2 separate regions of the Homo sapiens genome follow, and region 2 is linked to region 1. The links are chromatin contacts, found by Hi-C or POLR2A ChIA-PET in ENCODE. All regions are on one chromosome and are shown on one strand. The core of a region is the stretch at or near the end of the contact, and the rest is flanking DNA. Distances in the headings are between cores, read along the strand shown.

The links. Hi-C counts contacts between places; a loop is a spot of excess contacts on that map. ChIA-PET counts read pairs that join two places held with the same protein, here RNA polymerase II (POLR2A).
Region 2: a map of SK-MEL-5 shows a loop between it and region 1 (3-fold over the local background). The contact joins two enhancer-like sites. A Hi-C loop is called at or near these places in 4 of 168 maps with a recorded cell type or tissue (HepG2, SK-MEL-5, ascending aorta and 1 more). POLR2A ChIA-PET finds 5 or more read pairs at or near these places in 1 of 52 experiments (PC-3).

Annotation. Positions count from the first base shown.
Region 1 is chr7:50,808,512-50,815,230 of GRCh38, forward strand. No RefSeq gene overlaps it. Among named protein-coding and RNA genes, the nearest start is that of GRB10, 29 kb to the left of the region's middle. RefSeq lists enhancers at 1-54, 4,361-4,655. Within about 2 kb of position 4,505, at least 5 of the 41 ENCODE cell types and tissues checked have a DNase peak (open chromatin) inside an H3K27ac peak, as active enhancers do.
Region 2 is chr7:50,864,879-50,871,643 of GRCh38, forward strand. No RefSeq gene overlaps it. Among named protein-coding and RNA genes, the nearest start is that of GRB10, 85 kb to the left of the region's middle. RefSeq lists an enhancer at 2,972-3,472. Within about 2 kb of position 4,678, at least 4 of the 41 ENCODE cell types and tissues checked have a DNase peak (open chromatin) inside an H3K27ac peak, as active enhancers do.

The sequences.
Region 1 (6,719 bases), core at 3,255-5,754:
TGGCCTGGCATCCGCATGCCACCCCGGTCACATCTCCTTCCTTGCACCCTTGCAGTAGGGGTGTTACCATGAAAGAGCCACGCAACCACAGGGAAGCACAGCTGCCCGAGCAGCAGGTCTGCGGGCACAGCAGCTTCCCCTGGAAGGAGCGTGGCCCTGGCAGGCCTGCTGAGGCTTGTCCAGTCCAGTACTATGAACGCTGGTGAGAACTAATCCACAGATGTCTGGGTGCCCCGCCTCTTTGACATATATATTGGGGTTTTCTGTCGCAGGCATTTGTCTGCAAGCTTAACTGCTACACCCTGGATCAGCTGCAGTCTCATCAATGGGCAGCCTCCCCTAACAGCCTGAATTTAGGGGAGACCAACCACATTCACAGGTCATAAACCACCCTCTTTCTGGTCTAAGACTTCCTGACATGGATCTCGCAGCAGTGACAAAAGCCTCAAGGCTTGTTCTCAAGTGGTGATCCCCACACGGCACCGCCTACAAATGTGGTCTTCACTGACCCACCTGGAGTCTCTCCCATGGAGTGTCTTAGCCAGCTCAGGCTCCCATAAGAACATATCACAGACTGAGGGGCTTAAACAATAGACCCTTATTTTCTCATGCTTCTGGAAGCCAAAGTCCGAGAAAAAAGCCTGCCCAAGGCGTGGGCAGGACTAGTTTCTCCCCAGCCCATGCACCTGTGTTCTTACAGGGTCTGCCCACTGAGTGTCCGTGTCCCAATCTCCTTTTATAAGGACACTAGTTAGGTTGGATTAGGGCCTACTCTTATGACCTCCTTTCACCTTAATTACCACCTTCTAGACCCTATCTTCAAATACAGTCACATTGGGGTTTGGGCTTCAACTTATGGATTTTAGGGGATACAGCTCAGTCCACAGCATCCCCAGCTCACTGCTCTATGCATGTCCTCTTGCAGTGGTGGCTTCCAACCCTGGCCACAGGTCACCTTTTGCTTTTTTTTAGCTGCTTTTCAGAATTTCCTAGGCTTGAAGAGTAATGGAATTATTTACTTCCCCTCCACCTAAACCAAGACCTGTGGTCTAGTGTGTGCTGGCCTCCAGTGGTCATCCTTGATCAAAAGATCCTTGAAGCATCCTCCTGGAAGAGGCCTTAGATTGAGTCTTCAGCCACGTCAGAAGCTGGCCTTTTCCCTCTGCAGAAACAGGACTTGCATTCTGTCCAGCTGCATCCTCTGTCCCTCCTCCTCTTCCTCCCTGTTCCTCTAGGTTCTACCACTTACCTGCCCCCAGGTCCCCTTGTTCCATCCCAGCATTTTTACTGCCCAGGAACCAAGGCTGAGGAATTCTAGGTAGGGTGCCAGGGCTGGCCTGGAACCTCCAGGAGGGACACCTGCAGGGCCAGACCAGGCCACAAACTGAGGCAAGACTTACAAAGAGAAGTTTCAGGAAGCAGGTGCCTGACAGGTCCCCACGATCTGGGTCCTGTCCGTGCTCCAGGGAATGCCATGAATGCGGAGTGCTGAAGACAAATGGCCAGGGTGTGTGTGGGGGAGGGAGGGTGAGACCATGAGAATGAGTCCTCCTTGTCGAACCCTGTAACTCTTCCCGAGTCATGCCACCTTCCTTTCCACTGATGTGCCAATGGCTGCAATTCAGCCTACTCCCTGAGCTCCAGACTCTTGTTTGCAACCACCTTCCAGACATTTTCCCCCGGGCCCCCTGCACACACTTCAAGCATGGCATGTCCCACATGGAGCTTGTCATCCCAGACTCCTTTCTTCTTGCAGTCATTGGTGCCACAACTGACTGCACCTGCACGCCTGAGCAGGAGGCAGAATAACCTGCCCCAGGCTACGCTGAGTAGAGCTGTTCCTCAAAGTGTTGTCCTCAGCCCAGCAGCATCCACGCCTCTTGCAAACTTAGTAGAAATGTGAATTCCTGGGCCCTACCCAGACCTGCAAAATCAGATCTTTGTGGGGGTGCTCCAGAGATCTGTGCCCTAACCAGTTCTGGCATGCTGGCCTTTGAGAACAACTGGCGTAGAAAGATCAAGACCCAGAAGTCATCCCAGACATAGCTGGGCTATTTAATGTCCATCTTCCCCATCTAACAGGGCTCTGGGGGCCCAGATTCAATCCCACTCTCCTTTTACACCAGCACTGACACCTGTCTGGCTTTAAGGAGGGGCTCCAATGCTTCAAACTGAACTGCAGTCATGATATTGGTTCAAAACGGTTACCTTAGTGCCAGAGATGTCCTGATGTGTGAAAAATTTGACCACTTCCCCAGGCCTGTGACTTTGTTGGGTTCTGTAGTTGCTTGTGAGGACAGGAGACAACAGTTGACACACATCTGTGACTTTCCAGGACAGCATCTCCCTGCAGCATTGCTATCTCCTCAGTGCTCCAGGTAGATTTCCTGGTGCAGATTCCATTGGTTAAGACTGCATTTGATATTTACATAAACTACGTTTTCACTCCTAGACAAATAGTAGGTGTGCCATGCAATTTGTCCCAGTCCCTGAGGAAATGGGTTTATGTGGCAGCAGCTATGGAGGGCAGCTATGACCTTGGTCCCTTGTTCTGGACCTTGGGAGAGTCCCTGGCAGCCTTCCCCACACTGAGCTCTGCAGAAATAGCACAAGGCACGGTTGCACCCAGAAAAGGGGCTTAGTGGAAATAAGTATGCCTTCACTATAATAGGGTATATGTGATATCTCAAAACATTTTTATTTCAAAGTTGAAATAATTCATTTAATGAGCAAACTTATTGCACTCTGCTGTGATTTATACAATGAGACCACCATAGCTAATTAGGCCATTGATAGTCACCAGAGCCAAGGTAGCCAATTCAGAGGCCAGTGAATGACCAGTGAGATGGCCAAGATTGAAACAATCCCCCAATCTCTCTAATTCTTGCCTAGAACATCTATTTGGGAAATAGGGTAGGACTGACCTAGTTTACAGTGAGGGTATCAGACAACACAATGTCATGAGATCACATGTGAATAAGCAGTGGAAACCCAAAAATAGAAGAAAATGGAGATTTGCTAAGGTAACACAAGGAAGAGCCTACAATGAGAGAGAGAGAGAATTGGTTGATGAAGCTCATTTGCTTTCTGCAACTTTTGAGATTTAGTCTACACGTTTCTTGCTTTACCCAAGGTAAATTTGAGTGAGCCTGTGTTTTTTGAAACTAAAAGAAACTGTTCTTTAAAACTACAAGCCGCTGGACTGTGCCAGGATCTGGAATTTAAGCTTAATTATCACCAGTACTTTTGGAGTAGCAAGTATTTTATTGTCATTTGTAATAAAGGCAACACCAGGGTATGAAGGTGGTCATGGACCTAGGAGCCAGACTTCTGGAGTTCAAATTGTTCTTATTTCCAGCTGGTCAATCTCAGGCAAATTATCTAACTTCTCTGAACCAGTGTTTCCCCAGCGCCTGGAACAAAGCAGTGCTCAGTGAACATTAGCTATTCAAAACTCTCACCCTTCCCTCTGTCTTATAGTATTCCCACCAGAATTATTCACAGCACTCCTGAAATCCAGTCCATTTTAACTTAATACTTTTTTAGTTACCTGGATTCAATGAGACAGGTTAGCAATAAGCAGGTTAGTTGCTTACCGCATGCAGAGTCTGGTATAAAGAAAGTGATTTATTCTCAAACTAGCTTAGGGGAAGAGGCACAGGCATCCTGCCTTTAAATGTGCCACTTCACTTTTGGAGCAGAAAGCGACCACTTTTAAAAGGCAGGGGAGGAAGTGAGCAAGGGCAGAGAGCTCTGCATGCCAGCTCCAGTGCCACCAGTGACTGCTAGCGCATTCGTGGGCAGGCTGTTATCCCTCAAGGCAACCTCCTGTAGGGTGAGAGCTCCCTAGTGGGGATACTTTGTTTTGTAAATCAACTGTTAACTCTCAGGGGTTCCACCTTGAAGCCCATAGTTAGATGAACTTGCCCCCTTAGGGAGATGGAGGCATCTCCCTACGGAGATGGAGTGGGGGAGCGGGGGTAAAAGGCTATATATTTGCATTTCGGAAAGGTGAGGAAGTGGGGAAACAGAAACAGGAAAAGAAGAAAAATATAATTAAACAATCTCTTAGAAAAACGGGGGTACTCAGTCACAATAGAATGCATGAAAGGGCTTTATAAACTGTTAATCACTTCCTAGATCAGTTGTTTTCAAAGTGAGATTTGCCAACCAGCAGGATCAAGATTACTTGGGAACTCCTTGGAAAAGCAATTTCTCAGTGCAAGCCCCAGACCCAGACTACTGAATCAGAAACTCAAGCAGGCCATTTACCTGGGGCAATAGTTATAAGTAGATTTTTTATCCCTACCCTAAACTGTGGAATATTCCCTACCTCCCCCACCCCTCCAGAGGCAAGGGAATCATAGCCAGGGTCCTGAGAAGATAACCCAAATGAAAATCCAGTCCCAAAGGGCCAACTTGCAGCAAGCTTACCAGACCCAATTTGCCTGTCCATGCATCATGTAGCATGCAGTAATGGGAACTCCAAGGCCCAGGCCCTGCCCACATTCCAGGAAACTCCCAGCCTTGGCCAGGAACCAAGATGACATCAGGTCCTGAGGCCTACACCCTTAGGTGACCAGAGGCCACTTGTTCATCCTTCAAAATGAGAAAGGAAGCAGCAACCTCCTGGAGCACAGGGTTCCCCTCCTGTTTTATGCTACAAAAAGAAATAGACAGCCTTACATATCAACTGTAGCCTTGTAGAATTCACAAAGCCCGTGAAGTGAACTCAGCATCCTGCACAGAGAAGCCACTGCTGTCTCTGAGCTCAGGAGCTGCAGGAAGCTTCTGCTCTGCTCCCTCCAGGTGTAGGAAGGCCCTGCTCTGGCCACAGCCAAGGAATCTTCTCTTCCCCATGGTTAACACTACTTGTACTCCACCCTCCCTAATCTACAGCAGTTTCAAACTAAAGTAACTCACACTTAAGAATAAAACCAACAAAGAGTGCAGTTATTTTTATTATCAGCCAACTTGGGGAAACAAGGATGTAGTTGATTGAATCCTCATTTTATTCATGATTTTTATATTTGAAAGGTGTAACATTGGTAAATATTTCTGTTCCTTAAAAAATTGGAGCAAAACAGACACCTTTTTTTTTTTTTTTTTTGAGTCACAGTTTCACTCTGTCGCCCAGGCTGGATTGCATTGGCGCGATCTTGGCTCACTGCAATCTCTGCCTCCCAAGTTCAAGCCATTCTCCTGCCTCAGTCTCCAGAGTAGCTGGGATTACAGGCACCCGCCACCATGCCTGCTTACATTTTTTTGTGTTTTTAGTAGAGACGGGGTTTCATCATGATGGCCAGGCTGGTGTTGAACTCCTGACCTCATGTGATCCACCCACCTCGGCCTCCCAAAGTTCTGGGATTACAGTTTGTGAGCCACCATGCCCGGCCCCCAGACTTTCTTAATAGCAATGAACATGTTAATCCTGAGGCTTTATAATTTTCATTTTAAAACTGCCTATTATCTCAAGCTGAAAATAAAGTGAAAAATTATTGCATATACAATCATAATGATAAATGAGAAATGCCCAGTTTCTATTTTCTTGGTTATTACAAAACATTAATACAGTGTTTAGTTTTAAAAAGTGTCTGTTTATACACCATGTCAACTGAGTCCTATTGCATTGATTCTCAATCTTCATGGTACTGTGAAAGGAAAATAAATCTTGGGACCTCAAACTCATTCAGCAAAAGGGAAAAGTCAAGCTGGGAACTGGGTCATGCATACCTGCCTCCCATTTTGGTTCCTGAATAAGATGACTACAAAGAGGAAAGGCTACATACCTCCCTCACATTTTGCCACGAGGAAATTCCCTGCAGGCCCCAAGAGCTTTACCCTAAAGCTTATCGGTTAGAGTTCACCATGGTAACGTAAATTGATAGCTTATCTTCACAGGTGCAGAGACATAGGACAGAACTCAAAGACATCCCTCTGCCCACCTGAGACAAATGCATATCTGATTGTTTCCTCTGCCCTATTGTTTCCATTATCTTATGTAAAAATGCAGATTCACTGAGCCAGACAAAGGCATGAATGACTGTTTTCCCCTACTGCCCTCTCACATGAAAATTGTGTATTTCTCAATATCCCACCCTTCCCCATTTAAATATTGAAGCTCTCAAAGTCATCTTTAGAGAAAGGCATAGACATGTCTTTCAGCACATCCTTAACTTTGACAAATAAACCTCCTAAAATGATTGAGACTTTCTTGGTCATTTTCGTTGATTGACAGTACCTATGAGTCACGTGGGAAACCTGTTAAAATGAAAATTCTGATTCAGTAGATTTGAGGGAGGGCCTGAGTTGGAAATGTTTTATTTTATTTATTTACTTATTTATTTGAGACGGAGTTTCGCTCTTGTTGCCCAGGCTGGAGTGCAATGGCGTGATCTCGGCTCACTGCAACCTCCGCCTCCCGGGTTCAGGTGATTCTCCTGCATCAGCCTCCTGAGTAGCTGGGATTACAGGCATGTGCCACCATGCCCGGCTAATTTTTTTTGTATTTTTAGTAGAGATGGGGTTTCTCCATGTTGGTCAGGCTGGTCTCGAACTCCCGACCTCAGGTGATCCGCCTGCCTTGGCCTCCCAAAGTGTTGGGATTACAGGCGTGAGCCACCACGCCTGGCCAATGGAAATGTTTTAAATGCTTCATGGACTATACATTAAGTATGATATTGTTTGGCTGTGTCCCCACCGAAATCGCATCTTGAACT
Region 2 (6,765 bases), core at 3,428-5,927, 57 kb after region 1:
GCAGTGCTATTGAATCAGGGCCCCCCCTTGATGACCTCATTAACCTTAATTGCCTCCCTAAAGGCCCTACTGCCAAATACACAGTATCCTCAGGGATTAGGGCTTCAACGGATGCATGGGGATGGAGTGCAATTCAGTCCACAGCAATAAGGAATCAAGAGACGGTTTGCAGTCCCAGAGCTGTAACATGCTGGTGGGTCGTGCTCATTTGTTAAGAGTGGCAAAGTTTGATGCTAGTAAAGCACCAAAGTTTGTGGATGATTTACTAACAAACAACTAGAATAGCCCCTCCATCACATCCCATCATTAACCTGCATACCGTGATATACTCCTGGGTTACAGAAGCTGCCTCTGGAATTGTGTATAACTTTATAAAACTTCATATTGCCCAAGGCAGGGGGTCCTGTAAGGAAGCGTCATCACATGTCGTGGCGGATACAATATTGAGATCTCCAGGCTTAGCAGACCACGAGTGCTGCGTGCTTCGCGATGGAAACAGGTGTGAACCTGAGATGGCAGTGATCACATGAGTGGGGGCCTGTTGATGCAAATGTTGAGTCAGCTACTTGGACACTGTTCGTTTTTAGCAGGGTATTCCTCACAGCATGCTAATTGTCATTATTATTCTTGTCAATGTTTTTTTGGCTAAGGAAATAACAAGGAAGCAGATTCTGAAATTGGACACAGGATTGGTAAAAGTCCTGTGCACATTGGCAGGTACAGCAATGGGACTTTCCAAACGCTCTTTCTACACAAATTCTCTTGCCAGCTCAGCGCTTTGAATAGGACGTATCCTGAGGGAATGTTTCCCAGATCCACAGGGAGTGGCCCTGGTACGTTCTAGTATATGGAGCTAGATTGCTCCCTTTAAAATAGTTGTTTTGAATTAGAAATAGCCTTATGTGCTAACATGATACTAATACCTTTGATATCTCTGTATTTCTGTTACTATTTTATTTCCAGAAACATAATTCAAACCTTTTACTTGTTTAGTTTTCCACTGCAATTTACTGATAAAGTATGCTGGCTAAATTGCTTATGGTTTATGTTTTACAGTGACTAACTTTCTAGCTCCTAAGAGCGTTGGTATTATTGCAGAAAAACCTATAGCACAAAGGGCCTGAGCTTCCATTGGGAATCTTGGGGTAGGTATCTTAACCTCTCAAAATTATGCTGACCTCATATGTATTGGATAAACAATTATTCATTTTCTCACTCAACTCACACATTTATTTATTAATGCAAGGAGTTTCCATTGTATCTATCGATAACCCACTGTCATCCACTACCTTTGACTCCATTCATTTCTATAAGGAGAACAGCCACAAGGGTTCTCAAATTCTTTGTAGTGAAAGATCAGTTTGATTTTTATTTTTGACTCATTGCAGATTAATCTTTTTATAAAGTAAAATAGAAATAAATTACTAAAAAAAGATGCAAATGATAAATCCCAACTTCTAATTATTAGGTTCAACATACATTCAATAGGTATAATTACCATAACTATGCCACAATTGCTCTGAAAGTTTCTGAACATTGTCAATATACATCTCAATTGCAGCTTGGTAACTGATGGTTTGGATATTCATCCCCTCTAAATCTCATGTTGAGATGTAATCTCCTGTGCTGGAGGTGGGGCCTGGTGGGCGGTAGTGGATCATGGGGGTGGACCCCTCACGAATGGCTTAGCACCATTGTCTTGGTGATGAGTGAGTTCACGTGAGAGCTGGTTGTTTAAAAGTGTGTGGCACCTCCTCTCTCTATCTCTTGCTCCCTTTTTTGCCATGGGACGTGCCTGCTTCTCCTTCACCTTCTGCCACGATTGTAAATTCCCTGAGGCCCGCACCAGAAGCAGATACCAGCGCCATGCTTCCTGTACAGCCTGCAGAACTGTGAGCCAATTAAACCTCTTTTCTTTATAAGTTACCCAGCCTCAGGTATTTCTTTACAGCAACCCAAGAAGGTGTAATACAGTAGCAAAGAGTTCCTGGACCAGCGTCGATTCCGCAGACTACACTCTGAGTAGCCCTGGAGAAGAGAGATCCTTCTGTGGACTTCCCATCACAGCAAACAGCAATACTGTGCTCCAGCCAAAACCCATGGTGCCGTCCTGGGCAAATTTGGCTTTCTCAGGTTGGTCCTAAGTTGGACCTGGGGGCAAAAATTAAGGAGGCTGTCAGTTATTAATGAGGTCTCACTGTTTGGGACTGATTGTTGCACTGGCTATTGTTTGGCTTTTTTGGCTGGTTGCTAGAGCCCTGGGGCTGGCTTCCCGGGCAGGTTGCTGGGGGATGTGGGTCAGATTCTATTTTTATAGATGGTCTGGCCATTGTCATTTGTATATTCAGTCTCTCAGCGGGGATGAGGGTGGGGGCAGAGTCTACCATACGCTCTCCCCGACCCCAAGGTTTTGTCTTCTTTTAAGTTGTATCACACATGCCTGCATCAGTTGCATTACATAATGACAAAAGAAATAACATTATACAGCAGTCAATGCTTCCAGATATGCTAGCATAAGCCCCAAACTATTAATATATGTTTTAGTTTGTTTGGACTGTTATGAAAAATCTCTGTTGTTTACAAACAACAGAAAATTATTTTTTTGCCCTTCTGGTGGTCGGAAAGTCTCGGATTCGTTCAGGTGTCCGCTGAAGGCTGCTTCCAAGGGGCGCCTGTTGCTGCCCTTCCCGGGAGTGAGCGCCGTGTCTTCCGTCCTGCGGCGGAAAGCAAAGGGGGCAAACTCTGTGTAGCCTACTTTATAAGGGCTATGATCCCATTCAGAAGGGACTGTGAATCCCACCCATGACCTAGTCACCTCGTAGAGGCCCCTAAAGCTCATATAAAAGGCAGCACGGGTGCAGGAACACAGCTTCCAGGGGCGCAGGGGATGGCCTGGCTTCTGTGAACTGACTGGCGAGATGAGGCTTTTTGGATGAAGGATTCTAAGATGTATCTCTTTCGAAAAGAGCACGGTTGAGACTGAGACGCACAATACCTGACTGGCTAAGTATGGCAGTGGGCTGGGGTGGCAGTGGTCGCAGGGCTTTAGGTCTTGACACGATGGGGAACCGCGGCAGCAGATGCAGCAAAGGCAGTGAGGCCAACCGAGTCTCTGGGTCTGCAGCCGGGAAGCTCTTGCCTTCTTGGGCAGCAGGTCTGTCTCCTTGGTGCTGGGAGCCTCCTCTATGAGATGGGGCTCCATAATGTGGCTCTACGTTCCCTTTCTCCTCCAGTGTGGAAAAAAAATCCCTGCGTGACACACATTTTTTTCCATATTGGAAGAGAAAGGGAATGCAGACCCATACTGCCTGTGTGCCACACACCATTTGCAAATTAGTAATAACTGTGATATGCACTCATTCACTGAGGGTGCTTTGGACCTCTCTCCCACTCTCCATGAGTGGATGCTACATTTTTCCATAATCTACTGGATCTGCCATTTCCTAGGGACTTGCCTTTTTCCCACAAAACAGAGTTGAGGCAAAGGAAAAGCCAGCCCAGGTAGAAGAGGCAACAAAGGCAAGGGGTGGGGATCCGCATCATGATTTCAGGGAACAGCAAACGTTCCATGGGACTGGAGCCCTGAGTCTGTGAGGAGAAATGAACAAGTCTACCACAGTCATCCAGAATGAGAGGCAAAATTATGTCACAAAAGGTGTGAGTGGGAAAACTGGGCCCAGCGGCAGATTATTCCAGGAAGGGATTGTGCCTTTGTATGTCTCTGCAATGCTAACCTCAATGCCAGTTCCTCAGAGTGTTACAGACATTTGCCATGCATCTGTTACTCAAGTGCTCTGCTCAGAGAGGGTCAGTCTTAAGCCCCCAGGAGCATCCTGTTGTGAATCGGTTCACACTTCTTTGAGATGGGCAAGAGGGAAATGTGATGTATAGGGAGAAGAGGGGTGGAGGAGAGGTTCATTCCCCTAGAGAAGCTGATGGAGACAACCCAAGCTTTAAATAAATCAACTCTGGTCCTTTAAACAAGAAAAGGGGATTTCATTACTATGTTGGTCAGCTGGAGACAGCCCTGGGGCAGAATATGTAACCTATTAAAGAAACAAAACCTCTTGTAAATGCCCTTAAAGCCAACACAGTTCTGTTTAATTCAAATAAATTCTCTTTATCTCTCTAAAAGGGCTTTCTAAAAACTTCAAGCTTATACTTTAATAAAGTTAAATCATTTATATGTAGAGAAATGCAACATTTCATTGCTATAGTACTTTCTATACCTCAGCCTTTTCTTTAATTTAGTCTTTTAATTCAGACTTGCTGAATTCGAATCAACAGCAGAGAGCAGGAACTTTGGAGTCTTATTTACCTGGGGTTCCTCCCCATCTTTCATCTTGGTGGCTGGTCAAGTTAGCCAGCCTCTTGAAGCCTGTGGTTTCCCCTTCTGTACACTGAGGACAATAACAGGACTCATCCCAATGGGCTTGCATGAGGGTCACATGAGGTGATGTGTATTATGCACTCAATGTGCCCAAGACATTTGTGCACGTATTATTATTAAGAACAAACCACAAAGTGGGGTTTACTTTTTGATAGCTTCTTAGTTCTGAGGTAAGTTTATTTCCTTGCTAATATTCCTTTTATCACATATAAAAGAGGTGTGTCTAAATCTCACTGCATCATTATGAAAACATGGCTCACAGTCGAGTCATGTGGGTGGTAGCCAGACACTGTGTCTTTGTTTGGTCATTTAGTGATGCAACCCTTGAAAAATTCTCTCTCTGATAATTCTGTTGGGAACAGTTTCCAAGCCATTAAAATGTTATTCTTCCAAATCCTCCTGCATCGGCAACGGGAAAAAAGACAAAATGCAGTGTCATTTGGGCTTTGCCTAAAATGAATTGAATCCTCCTCAGCAACAGATAGAGTGTGAAATTGATCATGAATTTTCTGAAGTCAGAGTCGTGACTTGCTGATGACATGTGTCACGAATGCAGGTAGAGGGATATCTCCTTAGCATAATTTTCATGGGTTTGGAACTGGAGGTAACTTCTACAGGTGACTGGAGCAGGAATTTACACCTGCAGGGACCAAGGGAAAAGATTTTTTCAGCAAATGAGTGACTATTGATACTTCAGAAAAAACATTTACCTGAGAGAGTTAAGCATTTTGCAGATATTTATTTACATAGAAGTAGTTGGAAATTAATTACAAATAATCCTTATCTATTTTTAAAGCAGTTCCACTAGGGAGAAAACTTGAAAGTCTCGTACAAGGTTATTCTATGCACAGGATAGAAATTTGGAGCCAAAAGAACAAATTAATCCATCCTCCTAATTTTGCAGATGGGAGAAGGCAGGAAATAGGAACCCTGTCTTGGATCATAGAAGTGGTGGTGACCAATGAGGGCCTAGAACAGGGACAGCAAACAGGCTTCTTCTCTGGCCCTGGCTTAGTGGATTGGAAGGGGTTTCATGGACCCCTGTTAGAAGGATATGCACCAAGGACATGACAGCATAAGGGCAACCATGGGGGGCCATTCCTGGACCACTGTCTAAATTACCTATGTTAACTAACCAACATTTATTATACACCAACTGTATGCTTTATCTAATTTTTTTCAACCATGCATACTCCCCCTAAAGGTATGAATTCATAGTCCAGTATAATCATGGCATATCTTCCTAGAGCTTCAATTTTACTTGGTGGGTAGATAATTTACAATGAAAATTTTCTATGAAAGCAAATGGACTAGAAAGCCAAATTCATGTGAACAATAAAACATGCAAGTTAGGGACATGTTATGGTTGTAGTTTTAGACTCTGCTCCTGGGCTTCCCTGTGTAATCCACTCAGAGATATTTTGGCAGAAAAATTTGAGAAGTGGATCCAGATAAAGTAGTTGAAGTTTATTCCTGGAGTCACACATCCTGGAAGGGGTGGCATGGAGGTCTGTGTAACTGAAGAACTGTTGTGCTTTCTGTTACAGAGTCCAGAGTGAAGGGAGGAAGCCTTGAGTTTAAAATCAAGGGCACTGGAACCAGATCAGAGGGGAAGGCAATATTATGGTCTGCCTACTGTGAGGCAGCCACAGCAGAGACTTGAGTATAAATTCAACACAACCATTTTCAACACGTCTCTGAACATGGAGCCCCCTTAAGGTCACATGGCCTACCCACCTTTATAAAGCCTACAAAGACCCTGGATCTCCTAAGAATATAGGGTTTGTTTTGCTGGAGAACAGAAAAGACAGAAGTAGGGGGTGATGTTTAAGTATAGTTTTAAAAACATCATGGGAGACATCAAATGCCTGGCAGAGCCCAAGATATTCTAAGCATTTCTTTGTTTCTGTCTCTCCTTTTTGGCTGGCTTGGACATGCCAGGTTTCACTATATTTGGAGACAGCTAGTTGAGTTCTTCCGGGGTCCCTATGATAACTGGGTGGGCAGCCACAGAACTCCAGATTCCTCTGTTGTGATGGAGGTACGGGAGGGCATCTCTCGCTGTGAAATGCTAGGGCAAGAATTCCACAAAGAGAATTTGTCTATTATTGACGCCTTGTATGTCTCCATAGAGAGGTGTGTTGCTCGGGGAATGTGTCAGCCAAGAACCTAAGGTCACTTGGATAAGCAACCAAAGAAATCAGACGGGTACACATCAGAAGGATGTGGGTAGAAGAGAATAGTTAGTACCAACTGTGAACCCAGGATATCTGAGAGAGGTCTCAATCAATTTATAAAGTTTATTTTGCCAAGGTTAAGGACGTGCCCACGACACAGCCCCAGGAATTTCTGACGACATGTGCCCAGGGTGTCTG